Linked DNA regions of Homo sapiens: region 2 is linked to region 1. A link is an interaction called in ENCODE POLR2A ChIA-PET data of the cell type or tissue named here. Cell type or tissue: Panc1. All regions are shown on one strand. Each heading gives the region's core, and the rest is flanking DNA. Links, peaks and the distances in the headings are about the cores only. Region 1 holds the start of LOC124903003 (a long non-coding RNA gene). Region 2 overlaps TXNRD1 (thioredoxin reductase 1).

What was found. Peaks named below come from ENCODE experiments on the same cell type or tissue, not always from the same donor. Only the 100,000 strongest peaks of a DNase experiment are listed, where the experiment ranks them.
Region 2: POLR2A ChIA-PET joins it to region 1 with 6 read pairs; 2 of 35 experiments call an interaction of 5 or more read pairs at or near these places.

What each region holds. Positions count from the first base shown.
Region 1 is chr12:104,397,361-104,401,753 of GRCh38, forward strand. It overlaps LOC105369949 (a long non-coding RNA gene), which reads left to right. Exons shown (of 4, transcript XR_007063432.1): 4 at 819-1,239. LOC124903003 (a long non-coding RNA gene) reads left to right here and starts at 2,199. Exons shown (of 2, transcript XR_007063434.1): 1 at 2,199-3,303; 2 at 4,261-4,393. In Panc1, for the core only: no CTCF peak of the experiment used is centred there; no DNase peak of the experiment used is centred there.
Region 2 is chr12:104,293,144-104,297,474 of GRCh38, forward strand. The region is part of intron 4 of TXNRD1 (thioredoxin reductase 1); the gene reads left to right. Among named protein-coding and RNA genes, the nearest start is that of EID3, 8.4 kb to the right of the region's middle. In Panc1, for the core only: a CTCF peak has its summit at 1,240 (motif pointing left); no DNase peak of the experiment used is centred there; H3K4me3 peaks cover 1,938 bases; H3K27ac peaks cover 3,803 bases.

The DNA of each region.
Region 1 (4,393 bases), core at 85-4,084:
ACAGGTAAAAACCACTGCCCTCACAGAGCTTACATGCTAAGGTGGAGAGAGAGCAAATTTAAAAGACGATTAAATATCTGGAATGTCTGATGGTGATTGCTGCTATAAAGAAAAATGAGGGAAGAGGAGTGGGAATATGTGTGTCTGTGGGTGAGTTGCAATTTTAAGTAAGATGGTTAAATGCCACTGAACAGGTGACATTTGAGCAAACCATCAGCAAACTGATGCTGAGTCAATTGCTTTGAAGTTGCAGCCTGCTGGACTGCCTGAAGTATTGGATAGAGGATATGAGAGAAGGTGAGAAATTGAGGATGACTCCAATGCGGTAGGCAGTTTATGACACAGCTCACAGTTACCCCCACCTCCTGGTATTCATGCTCTTGTATAACTTTCTTCTTGAGTCTGTGATGGACCTAGTGACTTTTTTTTTTTGAGACAGAGTCTCACTCTGTTGCCCAGGCTGGAGTGCAGTGGCGTAATCTGGGCTCACTGCAATCTCCACCCTCTGAGTTCAAGCAATTCTTCTGCCTCAGCCTCCCGAGTAGCTGGGATTACAGGCGTGCGCCACCACGCCTGGCTAATTTTTTGTATTTTTAGTAGAGACAGGTTTCACCATCTTGGCCAGGCTGGTCTTGAACTCCTGACCTCATGATCCACCCACCTTGGCCTCCCAAAGTGCCGGGATTACAGGCGTGAGCCACCGCACCCTGCCCGCCCTTTTTTTTTTTTTTTTAATCATGAATAGATTACGGCAAAGTTGATGGGATCTCATTTCTGTGGATATATCACCAAGATTGTGACTTCTGTCTTGCTGGCAGATTCTCTCCATTGCTTTCTTGGCTTTAACACTTCAGTGAAGCAATCTGCCTTGTTGAGAGGCCCACATGGCAAGGAACTGAGGGCAGCCCCTGACCAACAGCCAGCCAGGAACTGAAGATGTCAGTCCAACTACCCCTGATGAACTGAATCTTGAACCACGTGAGCTTGGAGTGCATCCTTCCCAGTTGTGCCATGAGATGAGAGCACGGCACCAGTCAACAGTGTGACTGTTCTTTGAGAAAGACACCAAAGCAGAGGGGACAGCTAAGCCATATCCAGATTTTTCACCCACAAAACTGAGATAATACATGTGTGCTTTTTAAACTGTTAAATTTTGGGACAATTTGTTATGCCACAATATATAATTAATACACAAGGTTTTTGGCAACTGGAAGAATAAAAATAGTATTTATGATATCACAAGATGAGTGTAGGTAGAGGGTTTCTTTACAGGGAGATTTCAGGGTTTCTTTTTTTTTTTGGTGATGGAGTCTCGCCCTGTTGCCCAGGCTGGAGTGAATTGGCTCAATCTCGGCTCACTGCAACCTCCACTTCCTGGGTTCAGGTGATTCTCCCACCTTAGCCTCCTGAGTAGCTGAGATTACAGGCACCTGCCATCATGCCTGGCTAATTTTTATAGAGACGGGGTTTCACCATGTTGGCCAGGCTGGTCTCGAACTCCTGACCTCAGATGATCCACCCAGGCTGGAGTGAACTGGCGCAATCTCGGCTCACTGCAACCTCCACTTCCTGGGTTCAGGTGATTCTCCCACCTTAGCCTCCTGAGTAGCTGAGATTACAGGCACCTGCCATCATGCCTGGCTAATTTTTATAGAGACGGGGTTTCACCATGTTGGCCAGGCTGGTCTCGAACTCCTGACCTCAGATGATCCGCCTGCCTCGGCCTCCCAAAGTGTTGGGATTACAGGCGTGAGCCTCTGCACCCAGCTGATTGCAAGTTTTGGATATGTACAATGCACATAAGTATCTATTTTTGTGATAATACTTCTCACTAATTTTTCAAATGGTAGTTAGCTACCAATATATAGAATCTAAATACTCTCCATGAGCCACCTTAAAACAAAGTTATTTAAGGCATCTTCAAAAATCAGATTCTAGGCCGGGTATGATGGCTCACACCTGTAATCCCAGCACTTTAAGAGGCCGAGGCAGGTGGATGGCTTGAGCCCAGGAGTTCAAGACCAGCCTGAGCAACATACAGAAACCCCGTCTCTATTAAAAACACAAAAATTAGCTGTGCGTGGTGGTGCTTGCCTGTAGTCCTAGCTACTTGGGAGGCTAAAGTGGGAGGATCACTTGAGCCCAGGAAGTTGAGGCTGCAGCGAGCCGTGATCACGCCGCCGCACTCCAGTGTGGGTGATGGGAGTGAGACCCTGTCTAAAAAAAAAAAAAAAATCAGATGTTATAATAATTTTAGTCATAATTATTTCTGGAAATGGAAAACATCAAATACAGTACCAACCCATGAATTCTGATGTCTCACTTTTAGAATTTCTCTATTCTTTGCTTTCAATTTGCACAAAAACCAGAATAAAATTTATCTTTGTATGTCTGTGACGAAAAGATTATTTGCTGGAGCAACTGGACAGGACAAACCATTTAAGAGAATGTGCTTTTTAGCATTTAAGGACTTATATGTTAATGAAGTAATTCACTGTTAAAAGTTTGCCCAACTTCCTGAGGTTTTGAATGATGATAGCTTAAATGGAGATCAAAAGTAAGATATGGAACCAAGAGAAATGAAGGAGGTGAAATCAGCAGGCTGTGGTGATTGGCTAGAAGTTGGAGTAAGGAAGAGGGTAGTGTACAGATATTGTATGGTGCTCATCGTCTCTTGGCAGGAAAGGTGCTCATCCTTTATAAAACCAAAGGATTGTTGTGGAGAACAGCTGCTAGGTCTCCACACAAAATCCAACCGTTATTAATCTCAGCCATTCTGATCATTCCATGGGAAGCCCCTGCCCACGACTTGTTTAGGAATGGGCATGTGACACAATCCTGGCAAAAGACTATTAAGTAGAAACTTTCCTTTCTGTGTGTGTTGCCTGGAACCAGGCAGCCATCTTGGGACTACAGTGGAGTTCCATGAAGAGATCAGGAAGAGATCAAGCCAAGGGCTGAGGGCGGTCAAGTGGGAAGACAGAGGGACTTGGGTCCTTAGATTGTGTGGTTGAACCACCACATTTGCCAATCCTGAAACCCCCACATGTGGGGACTTGTTTTTATAGGAAGTGGGACATTTTCTAGTGGTTTAAGTCATTTTGAGTTGGGTTTTCTGTTACTTGCAGCTAAATGCACTCTGAGACAGGGACATTCTAGAAGAAGCTCCAGTTTTCTGGCTTTATGAGTGGATCCATTTTCTATAACAGCACATTCAGAAGGAGAAGGCAACAGGCCTTGGGAAGTGGGGAGAAAGGATGACCTTGGTTCAGGACATGCTTAGCAGTGCTGGAGGGACACCAGGTGAGGACATCTGCTGAAGGTTTGAGGTGCAGATCTGGAGGTCAGGAGTGAGTTCACAGGAGATAGCACTATGGCAATCCTTGAGGGGCACAGAGAGAGGGAGGTTGAAACATAGGCTTTGGCTTGGATCCAGCCTTACTTCTTAATACCTGTGTCACCTGGGGAAAGGCACTTCTTTTTTTTTTTTTTTTTTTTTTTTTGAGATGGAGTTTTGCTCTTGTTGCCTCTAGGCTGGAGTGCAATGGTGCGATCTCAGCTCACCGCAACCTCTGCCTCCCGGGTTCAAGCAATTCTCCTGCCTCAGCCTCCCGAGTAGCTGGGATTACAGGCATGCGCCACCACACCCGGCTAATTGTGTATTTTTAGTCGAGACAGGGTTTCTCCATGTTAGTCAGGCTTGTCTCAAACTCCCAATCTCAGGTGATCCGCCCACCTCAGCCTCCCAAAGTACTGGGATTACATGCATGAGCCACTGTGCCCAGCCTTTTTAAATTTTTTTTTTTAATTTTTGTTGTTGTTGTTTTTGTTGTTGTTGAGACAGAGTCTCACTCTGTCACCCAGGCTGGAGTGCAGTGGCATGATCTCGGCTCACTGCAACCTCGGCCTGCTGGGCTCAAGTGATTCTCATGCCTCAGCCTCCTGAGTAGCTGGGATTACAGGCGCCCGCCACCATGCCAGGCTAATTTTTGTATTTTCAGTAGAGACGGGGTTTCACCATGTTGGCCAGGCTGTTCTCAAACTCCTGACCTCAGGTGATCCTCTCGCCTCGGCCTCCCAAAGTGCTGGGATTACAGGCATGAGTTACCACACTCAGCAGCACTTCGCTTTTTAAAGCCTCTATTTCCTCCCTTGTAAAATGGAAATTCTTGCCTTAGTGTTTCCAAAGTAGAAATTCTTATCTGTGTGTGGCAGAGACCATGCTAGATCTTCAGCAAAACTTGTTTTTCTTTCCTCCAGGGCCCATGGACAAACCACACATGCCAGTGTCCCCACTGTTAGGGAGGGGTCATATTGATGGACTCTGACCAATAGCATGTGATGAATTCTCTTCCTACACCTGTCAGCTGGGAGCTGAGAATCCAGGGGGAAG
Region 2 (4,331 bases), core at 1-4,000, 100 kb before region 1:
CTCAGGATTCCAGGGTTTTGAAATCACTTGTAGAGAGGCCTATTGGTGGTACTGAGAGGAGAAGCAGAGTGAGTGAAAAAGTATTTACTGGAATAATACCAAGTGTCAGACATAGTTAAGACTTTAGTAGTTTGAGGTAATCCTGGGAGATAAGACTAAAACTGACAACTCAGGGCTTAAATAATTTCTTCAGGGCAATATTAGGAGAGATGACAGGCACCAAGCAATGCGGGATTAATATCCAGGTGAATTTTGCAGACAGTTGCGGTGGCCCCATGTTCCAGTCTTGGGGGGTAGATGCTGAGACAAAGGCAGGTCTCCTTTTATGTTTTGAGACAAGGTCTGGCTCTATTGCCCAGTGCAGTGGCTTGATATTGGCTCATTGCAACCTTCGCCTCCTGGGCTTAACCCATCCTCCCACCTCAGCCTCCCGAATAGCTGGAACTACAAGCGCACACCACCTCACCCAGCTTATTTTTGTATTTTTTGTATATTGGGGGTTTCACCATGTTGTCCAGTGTAGGGACCAGCCCCACAGGGTCGGTGGGTCTCTCCCTGTGTGCGGCGACGAGAGAGTGTAGAAATAAAGACACAAGACAAAGAGATAAGAGAAAAGGCAGCTGGGCCCGGGGGACCGCTACCACCAATGCGCGGAGACCGGTAGTGGCCCCGAATGTCGGGCTGCACTATTATTTATTGGATACAAGGCAGAAGGGGCAGGGTAAAGAATGTGAGTCACCTCCAATGATAGGTAAGGTCACGTGGGTCATGTGTCCACTGGACAGGGGGCCCTTCCCTGCCTGGCAGCCGAGGCAGAGAGGGAGAGGAGACAAAGAGAAAGACAGCTTACGCCATTATTTCTACACATCAGGGACTATTAGTATTTTCACTAATTTACTACTGCTGTCTGGAAGGCAGAGCCAGGTGTACAGGATGGAACATGAAGGCGGACTAGGAGTGTGACCACTGAAGCACAGCATCACAGGGAGACGGTTAGGCCTCCGGATAACTGCGGGCGAGCCTGACTGATGTCAGGCCCTCCACAAGAGGTGGAGGAGCAGAGTCTTCTCTAAACTCCCCCGGGGAAAGGCCCCCCCCCCCGCCGCCGGCTTTCCCGGTCTGCTAAGTAGCGGGTGTTGTTTCTTGACACCTTTTGCTACTGCTGGACCACGATCCTCTTGGTGACGGGCGTCTTCCCAGATGCTGGCATCACCGCTAGACCAAGGAGCCCTCCGGTGGCCCTGTTCGGGCATAACAGAAGGCTCGCACTCTTGTCTTCTGGTCACTTCTCACTATGTCCCCTCAGCTCCTATCTCTGTATGGCCTGGTTTTTCCTAGGCTATGATTATTGAGTGAGGATTATCATAATATTGGAATAAGAAGTAATTGCTACCAACTAATGATTAATGATACTCATATATAATCACATCTAAGATCTATATCTGGTATAACAATTCTTGTTTTATATTATACTGGAACAGCTCGTGTCCTCTGTCTCTTGCCTCGGTGCCTGGGTGGCTTGCCACCCACAGTCCAGGCTGGTCTCAAAACTCGTGAGTTTAAGCCATCTGCCTACCTTGGCCTCCCAAAGTGCTGAGATTACAGGTGTGAGCCACTGCACCCAGCCAGGTCTCCTTTCAAGTCTAACTTCTAAAGTTACCAGAAACCAGAATCTTAAGTGAATAGACATCAGGACATGAGTGGTAATTGAATAACTCTCCAACCATCCCCTTTCTTAACTATTCTTAACTGCAGAGGCTACCAGAACTTGACAGAAAACACAATTTATTTTGTTTCTATCCTCTTAAATAATCCCTTCTTTTTGGAGGCATTAGTAATGTATCTGCTTTTGGCTTGATTAAAGTTGAGGCCTGAGGAGGACTGGAGGATTGCTTTGAAGATGAGGGAAGTGACAGATTCTCTGGCGTACATTAAAAGGAAGTAAGGGTTGAGGACTACCAAGATTTATTAGAGTCTTAGACTGTTAGAACTGCAAATAAACGTAGAAATTTACTGGTTGTAGAGTCGTGTTGAGCTCCTCCTACTTCTACCAGGTGTAAACACAAATCTCTTTTTTTGCTGTGTATCTGTTCTTTAATAGTAGCGTCAAAATTCTGGTGGTATAGACTTCAGATTTCCGGTCACTTCTCCTGTTTACTCACCAGCGCCTGACTATTCTAGGCATCACCTTCTTGCCCCTATTTACTTTTGCCTGGACCATTTCATCAGTCTTTAACTGGCCTCCCACTTCTGATCTCCCTTCTCTTCCAGCTCATATTGCCAGTCATCTTCCTGATTGCTACTCGCTGGCCCCAGATCTGCATCCAGAACGAAATGGGAGCTCCTTAGCTTGGTATTCAATGCCCTCCAGGGTCTAGCCCCAACCTGCTTTTCTGGTTATCTCCTGCTCTGCTCCCTCACTTACTGGAGGCTCCCGGGACTATCATTGCAGCTAAAATATTTCTCCCTACAGTTTTCCTCCTCACTTCTATTCTTTATTTCAACACCTGTCTTCTCTTCCTACCACAACCCACTTTTCCAACTGCCTACCCGTTCAGAATACAAGACCAAAGTTTTCCATTCCTTTCCTCCTCTGTTCCCACGACAATCCCATAAGTCTTTATTTTTGGAAAAGGAGGAATCCTGCCAATGATAACTTTTTGGCTTACATATCGAGGTCAGAGAGCTAGTCTTATTCTTTATGCCTGTGGTCCCAGGCATATGTTAGAGCCCAGCAGATACCTAAGCAAATATGCCTGTTAATGATTATAACATTTATTTGTTGAATACCTATTATGTGTTAGACTCTAAATGTTGTTAATACTTAGTGATTAAATCCCCACAACAGTCCTGTGAAGGAGGTGATATTATCCAGGTTTACAGAAGAGAAAATAAAAGCCTTGAGAATTTAAGGAGCATGCCCAGATTACAAGCTAGTTAAGTGGCAGAGTCAGGACTAGAACCCAGGCCTGTTTGCCTGCAAAGCTCACTCTCATGTACTCATACTTCTGGCACTTGGCCTTATGTTATTGCTATTGAGATACATGCTTGTGTCCTTGATGAGATGCTGTGGTGTGCTCATGATTCGAGGTCAGGCCCATGCAAATCTTGGTATTCCTAGCATAGTGCTGGCATATGGTAGGTGTTCATTCATTACATGCTTGCTGAATGGAACTTCATTCTTCTGTGCCTACTTGTACTTTCTTTAAGAGAACAATGAGGCTGGGCTTCTAAAAAAAAATATACATTTTAATATCTTCCATATATTGAAAAAAATTTCTTTAGAGGCAAGGTCTTGCTCTAACCCAGGCTGGAGTGCGGTGGCACTATCATGGCTCGCTGCAGCCTCAACCCCCCTGGGCTCAAGCAATCCTCTTGCCTCAGCCGCCTGAGTATCTGGGAATACAGGCATGTACCACCACACCTGGCCAATTTTTAAATTTTTTGTAAGATAAGGTCTTTACAAAAGGCTTTTTGTTGGCTTAGGCTTATTTTTTAATACCTAGTGTGCATTCAGTAAATATGTATTGAGTGAATAGATCGTGGTAGGGCCAGAAGAGACTCACTTAAAGGATTTAGCTCTAAGGTATCTGGTTTTATTGAAGATGGGCTATCAGGAACCAAGCTCTAGGTTGTTCAGAAGAGATTCTAGGCAGCATATTGGAAAGCAGTTCAGAATTAAAAGCTGTATGACAGCAACATTGTCTGCCTTCAGCATTCTATGCAGGTGTGTCCAGGTCAGTTGGGAACAAAGTCACTTCACATCTATTTAGCTAGTATTTACTGAGCACCTGTGTTGACATCGGGCTAGGCACTATCTTTGTAATCTCTAACGCAAGTCTGTAGAGCAATGTACTTATTTAAAAATTCATTTGTCAGGCTGGGTGTGGTGGCTCATGCCTGTAATCCCAGCACTTTGAGAGGCCGAGGCGGGTGGATCACTTGAGGTCAGGAGTTTGAGACTGACCTGGCCAACATGGTGAAACCCCTTCCCTACTAAAAATACAAAAAATTAGCCGGGTGTGTTGGCGGGCGCCTGTAATCCCAGCTACTCAGGAGGCTGAGGCAGGAGAATCGCTTGAACCTGGGAGGTGGAGGTTGCGGTGAGCGGAGATCCTGCCATTGCACTCCAGCCTGGGCAACAAGAGTGAAACTCCATCTCAAAAAAAAAAAAAAAAAGTAATATACAAACACTTGTTGACAAATAAATTTATATTTATTTATTTATTTATTTAGTTTTTGAAATGGAGTCTTGCTCTGTTGCCCAGGCTGGAGTGCACTGTGTGATCTCAGTTCACTGCAATCTCCGCCTCCTGAGTTCAAGCAATTCT